Regions from separate parts of the Homo sapiens genome. Here region 2 is linked to region 1. The links are chromatin contacts, found by Hi-C or POLR2A ChIA-PET in ENCODE. All regions are on one chromosome and are shown on one strand. Each heading gives the region's core, a stretch centred on a gene start or an enhancer-like site at or near the end of the contact. The rest is flanking DNA. Distances are from core to core; before and after follow the strand shown. Region 1 overlaps DPP9 (dipeptidyl peptidase 9). Region 2 has its middle 11 kb from the start of PLIN3.

Evidence for each region. A loop is a pair of places that touch in the nucleus more often than their neighbours do. ChIA-PET counts read pairs that join two places held with the same protein, here RNA polymerase II (POLR2A). Pooled maps may share reads with other maps.
Region 2: a loop to region 1 is called in a pooled map of gastrocnemius medialis, with 13 times the contacts of the local background. The contact joins two enhancer-like sites. A Hi-C loop is called at or near these places in 1 of 50 pooled maps. POLR2A ChIA-PET finds 5 or more read pairs at or near these places in 2 of 52 experiments (AG04449 and AG04450).

Annotation. Positions count from the first base shown.
Region 1 is chr19:4,693,078-4,696,085 of GRCh38, forward strand. DPP9 (dipeptidyl peptidase 9) reads right to left here. Exons shown (of 22, transcript NM_139159.5): 12 at 2,301-2,478; 13 at 1,584-1,746. Among named protein-coding and RNA genes, the nearest start is that of DPP9-AS1, 15 kb to the left of the region's middle. RefSeq lists an enhancer at 974-2,173. Within about 2 kb of position 1,459, at least 16 of the 41 ENCODE cell types and tissues checked have a DNase peak (open chromatin) inside an H3K27ac peak, as active enhancers do.
Region 2 is chr19:4,877,029-4,880,036 of GRCh38, forward strand. No RefSeq gene overlaps it. Among named protein-coding and RNA genes, the nearest start is that of PLIN3, 11 kb to the left of the region's middle. RefSeq lists enhancers at 523-1,406, 1,407-2,288 and a silencer at 1,701-1,880. Within about 2 kb of position 1,628, at least 11 of the 41 ENCODE cell types and tissues checked have a DNase peak (open chromatin) inside an H3K27ac peak, as active enhancers do.

The sequences.
Region 1 (3,008 bases), core at 209-2,708:
CCCCCAGAGGGCACCGGACCACATCTAGGGACATCTGTGGTTGTCACAACTGGAGGTGCTCCTGGCATGGAGTGGGTGGAGGCCAGGGATGCCACTTGGTGCACAGGATGGCCCCGCCCCAGAGAACCACCCGGCCCTGGCGTCCATGGTGTCCCTGCTCTAACTTTGAAGAGCCTGGGCCGGGCTCCCGGACCACCCCACCTCTCTATCCAGAAGTGACCCTTGGGAGCTCTGTCCCATCCCGAGGCTGACACTGTCAGTGTGCAAGGACACCTGCAATCCCACCAGGAGTCTCGGTTCCCTGAGCTCCAGGCACGGGAACTGGCCCATACAGCATCTCCACTACCGGGCACCTCAACTTGAACACATCCAAACCCGACTCTGGATTTTTTCTCTCCTAGAACAGTCCCTCTCTGAGTCTGTCTTAGACTGGACCTGCGGAGCCCTCCGGGCATCCATGCCGCCTCCCTCCTCTCTGATCCCCCACCCTTTCCACTGCAAACGGTGTGGGCTCAGCTGTCCAAGCACATCCAGAATCAGACCCACCAGGACAGCTCAGCCACTGCCATGACAGCAAGCCTGTCGCCTCTCCCGGCCCCTGGGCCTGTGTGCAAGCTGCAACCAGAGGAGTCATCTGAAACTGAGGTGAGGGTGACGACTTCCTATTTCTCTCGGGGTCAAAGCCCAAGTCCTCCTGGAGCCCCAGCAGGCCCTGCACCATCTGCTTTTTCTCTCCCCACCCTCTCCTCCCTCTCTCCCCCTCCTCCCTGTGCTCCAGCCACAGGGGCCTCCTCCCTATTCCTCCAACATGCCAGGAACAGTCCTGCCTGCCCCAGGGCCTTTGTACGGGCTGTGGCTCTGCCCAGAGCCGTGGTGTGGACCCCTCACCTCCACAGCATGCTCTCCAGAGACGTCCTCATGCCCTCCCGTTGTAGAAAGAAGGCCCCTCACCCTCAAGCCTCTCGCCCGACTGCATTTCCTTCCACCACGCACATCACACCAGAGGCAGCACCTCTAACTGTTTCTGGAATACTGCCTCCTCCACTAGAAGGTCCCAAGAGCAGGGATTTTCCTTTTTCTTTATTTACAGTGAACAATTCCATCACAGCTACCTACAGCAGGAGCTGGCAAATGTTTCTACAAAGGGCTAGACAGTAAATCTTGGCCTTGCACAACAGTTTCTGCTGGGACTACCCAGTTCTGCTGCTGCAGCACAAAAGCGACCACAGACAGTCTCTGTAAACAAGTGGCTGTGGCTCAGTGCCAATAAAACTTTATTTATGAACACAGGTGGTGGGCCGGATTTGACCTGTGGGCCGTAGGTGGCCAACCCCTGGTTGTGCTAAGGGCCTGGCACAGGGGAGGTGCTCAGTAAATCTGCTGCCTGAATAAGCCAACAGTTGGGTGCTCTAAGCCCTGCCAGATCATGCAGTCACTGGGGAAGGCTGGCTTCCTGCCGATCCCTGTTCCTTCTCCCGCAGGGTGTGCTGGCTGAGTGGGGGGGCCGACCAATGAACAAACAGCATATTGAACCACACGTGACTAACGCGATGAGTCGACAGCATTCGTCAGGCTCTGCTCACCTTCCCCGGGGCTGAAGGGCTCACTCCAATCGTAGCCCTGGGATTTTAAAACGGCGGTGACTTTGTACAAATGGCAGAAGCCGGTCTTGCATTCATTGGCGCGGAGAAAGCAGAGCTCGTCCTCTCCCTCTGATTGGGGGAAGGGATAGAAGATGTCATGAACCTGTCCGGAAAGCAGATAGAAGATGCGTCAGAAGGTGTGGGTGGCCGGGCATGGTGGCTCACACCAGTAATCCCAGTAGTTTGGGAGGCTGGGGCAGGAGACTTGCTTGAGCCCAGGAATTTCAGAGACCAGCCTGGACAACATAGTAAGACCCCACCTCTAAAAATAAATAAATAAATTAGCCAGGCATGGTGGTGCAGGCTTGTGGTCCTAGCTACTCTGGAGGCTGAGGTGGGAGGATCACTTAGGCCCAGGAGGTCAAGGCTGCAGTGAGCTATGACCACACCACTGCACTCTAGTCTGGGCAACAGAGCAACCCTGTCTCTAATTAAAGAAAAAAATAGATGAGGGGAGAGGCTCCAATGGCTGCCAGACTCACCAACCCCCCTAGACCCTCTTCCCTGCCAGCCAGGGATGGCCAAGGCCTGAGCTCACTTCTCCACACAAGGGCAAACACCACCTGCCATTGGCGCTCAGCCTTCTAGGACGTGGGGGTGGGGACAGTGTGACTCCAGGGCCCAGGCGGGCATACAGCCAGCGCTTGCCCCGCTTACATTGATCCAGACGTTGGTGACCTCCTCGTACACCACATACGGCTGGACATTCCTGGGGACAGCTCTGGCAGAGGCTAGCCGCTGCTCCTCATTCTCTGTGCTCGGGATGAACAGGGCCGGGGGGAGGAGGACGAGCTGGAGCCACTGCTGGGGCCGGTCCAGGAACATGGCCCAGGCGCTAAGGGGGAAGATGCGGGGGAAGATGAGAGGGAAGCTGGGAGCCTCAGTGGCCTGCACAGAGAAGCTGGGGACGCAGCGTCCAAACCCGTGTGGAATCAGGGCTGGGCTTCCTGCGCTGGCTTCACCTGCACTTGGCCAAGTAACCCTGCAGCACCCACAGGCTTCCTTCCTGGCACATGCTTAGGGGAGGACAGGATGGGTGACAAGATTTCATGATCCAAGTGTTCCGGAAACAATGGCCTAAGTCTCACAGCGGCAAGCTCTAATAGTTTCTCCTCTTCACTGACTCTTCGGCCCACAGTCGCTATCCTTTATTTCGTAGTTTGCTTTATTTTATTTATTTATTTCTTTATTTAATTTTTTGAGACAGAGTTTCACTCTTGTCCAGGCTGAAGTATAGTGGCACAATCTCAGCTCACTGCAACCTCCACATCCCAGGTTCAAGCGATTCTCCTGCCTCAGCCTCCTGAGTAGCTGGGATTATAGGTGCCTGCCACCATGCCCGGCTAATTTTTGTATTTTTAGTAG
Region 2 (3,008 bases), core at 378-2,877, 180 kb after region 1:
GTCAGGAGTTGGAGACCAGCCTTGCCAACATGGTGAAACCCCGTCTCTACTAAAAATACAAAAATCAGCTGGGTGTGGTGGCGTACGTTTGTAATCCCGGCTACTTCGGAGGCTGAGGCAGGAGAATCCCTTGAACCTGGGAGGCAGAGGTTCCTGTCAGCCAAGATCGCACCACCGCACTCCAGCCTGGGTGACAGAGGGAGAATCTGTCTCAAAAAATAATAATAATGGCCGGGTGCGACGGCTCACACCTGTCATCCCAGTACTTTGGGAGGCCGAGGGGGTGGAGTGGATCACCTGAGGTCAGGAGTTTGAGACCAGCCTGGCCAACATGGTGAAACCCCGTCTCTACTAAAAATACAAAAAATTAGCCGGATGTGGTGACATGTGCCTGTAATCTCTGCTGCTCAGGAAACTGAGGCAGGAGACTCACTTGAACCCAGGAGGCGGAGGTTGCAGTGAGCCAAGATCACGCCATTGCACTCCATCCTGGGCAACAAAAGCAAAACTCCGTCTCAAAATAAAAACAAAAACAAATACTAATAATAACAACAACAATAATTCGTTTAACTGCCTGTCTTGTAATTAACCTGGCAACTCAGCCAGACGTTGTCCACGTTGCCCCCCGCCACATTGTGGCTCCAGCGACCGGGTGGACACCTGACCAGCTGTGGCCCAACGGTGAGAAGGCAGAGGATTTTGTCTGGCAATTATTTGGGCTCGCTGCAGGAAGCCAGGGGTCTTTTAACATGCAGGCCCTGGCCTGTCCCCACCCCCAGGCCCTCATGGCGCCAGCTGCCCGCTGCCCCCTGCAAGGCGCTGGCGGGCGTGGGGGAGGGGAGCAGCTCTGAGACCCACTGTCCCCTCTCCTAGGCCAGGAGTGTCCTACTGGCTCGCATGCCCATCCGTGGAATGCCCGAGGGGACCCCGGGCCAGGCCTCCACCTGGCCATTGTCTCCTGCACCCTCCGTCCCTGGTGGCCCGTCCGGCTCTGAGCCAGACATTTACGACTTCTTGGGCCTCCCACAAGTCCTGCAGGCAGGCAGATTCCTTGTCCATGTCCGGGAAGGATGGAGGCCTGGGGCAGCTGCCTGGGAATCCGATCCCACGGGCCCCTGCAACTCCATTCCTTGGGGCCGCAGCCACCCCCACAGCCAATCCCTCCCTGGAGAACCGTGTCCAGGATGGCCAGGCCTGGCGGCTCTGGGCACGGCCCTCCCAGTGCCAGCTGCCAGGATGTGCCAGCCGCATTGGCGGGGAGAGAACAGGCCGTTCTTGGCTCTCCCGGCTGCCTCTTTGTTCCCTGGGCGGAGGTGGGGGGCTGTTGTCCTGGCAACCACCCCCTTTTCCCCAACACAGTCACACGAGGTGAAAACTGGGGGCGCCTCAGGCCTGGGGGTTCAGGTCAGGGAGGGTCCCCGGTCACCTAAGGTGGCCGAGGATCTCCCTCCTCCCCGCCAGCCCGGCTTCCTTGGAGTTCATATTTCCCGGACGACGAGGGAGGCCGGGTCACCCCCCGCACTTTTGGGGATTGGAATGTCGGAGGTGGTGGCAACAGGGGGTGGACGTTCCCAGCGGGGCAGGCACCGTGGTGGTGGCAGCTGCTAGTCCCCTGCCTGTCCCACGTCCCCCAAGTGGGAGGCCGCAGCTGGTGTGGGTGACTTTGGTTCCCGGGGCGGGGGAGGGTTATTTTGGGAGTAGGGACCAGGGAGAATGAGAGGCCCCTCCACGGGGGCAGGAAGTGGGGCGGCCCCAGCTGCATTCTCCCGTTGGCCCACCTGGCGTGGCGGGTACTGCTGCCGCTGCACAGGAAGTGTCCCCAACGCCCGCCTGTGTGGTCCACTGAGTCTAGGGCCTGGAAATGGGAGGCAGCTGGCAAGGAGGGGGCAGGGACCCGCTGGGGGTGCTGTACAGCAGATCAGAATCTTCCAGAAGAGTCCCGCTGGGGTAATGGTGGTGCCTATGGAGTGAGTGGTGACTTTGGTTCAGGCCATTTATATGCATTGGCTGGTTTAATCCAGTGTGTTCCGGAGGAAGATGCTAGGAATAAATCCCCCTTTTACACATGGGGAAACTGAGGCTCAGAAACAGAAGCGACTGGCCCAAAGTCATTCAGCAAATAAACAGCCGAGGCCAGGCGCGGTGGCTCAGACGCCTGTAATCCCAGCACTTCAGGAGGCCAAGGCGGGTGAATCACCTGAGGTCAGGAGTGTGAGACCAGCCTGGACCACACGGTGAAACCCTGTCTCTACTAAAAATATAAAAATCAGCCAGGTGTGGTGGCGGGTGCCTGTAATCCCAGCACTTCAGGAGGCTGAGGCCGGTGAATCACCTGAGGTCAGGGGTGTGAGACCAGCCTGGACAACACGGTGAAACCATGTATCTACTAAAAATACAAAAATCAGCCAGGTGTGGTGGCGGGTGCCTGTAATCCCAGCTACTTGGGAGGCCGAGGCATGAGAATTGCTTGAACCCAGGGCAGGGGTGGAGGTTGCGGTGAGCCAAGATGGCGCCACTGCATTCCAGCCTTGGCAAGACAGCAAGACTCTGTCCCAAAACAACAACAATAACAACAACAACACCAACAACAAAACAGCAGAGGCCGGGCGCCATGGCTCATGCTTATAATCCCAGCACTTTGGGAAGCTGAGGTGGGCAGATCGTTTGAGCCCAGGAGCTTGAGGTTGCAGTGAGCTATGATCGCGCCACTGCACTCCAGCCTGAGACTGGAGCGTGACTCCAACTCAAAACAAAATAATAATAATAATAATAATTAATAAACATCAGAAGTGGGATTCTCATGCATAGCATTTACTATCAGATATATTAACTCCACAGAGGCCTCCAAGTATATACTGTACAGTGTAGCTCTCAACCAGGGGTGAGTCTGTCCTTCAGGGCCCATGGGGTGATGTCTGGGGACATTTGTGGTTGTCATGACTGGGGGTTGCTCCTGATATGGAGGGGGTGGGGGCCGGGGATGCTGCTCAGCACTCTTCAGTACCCAG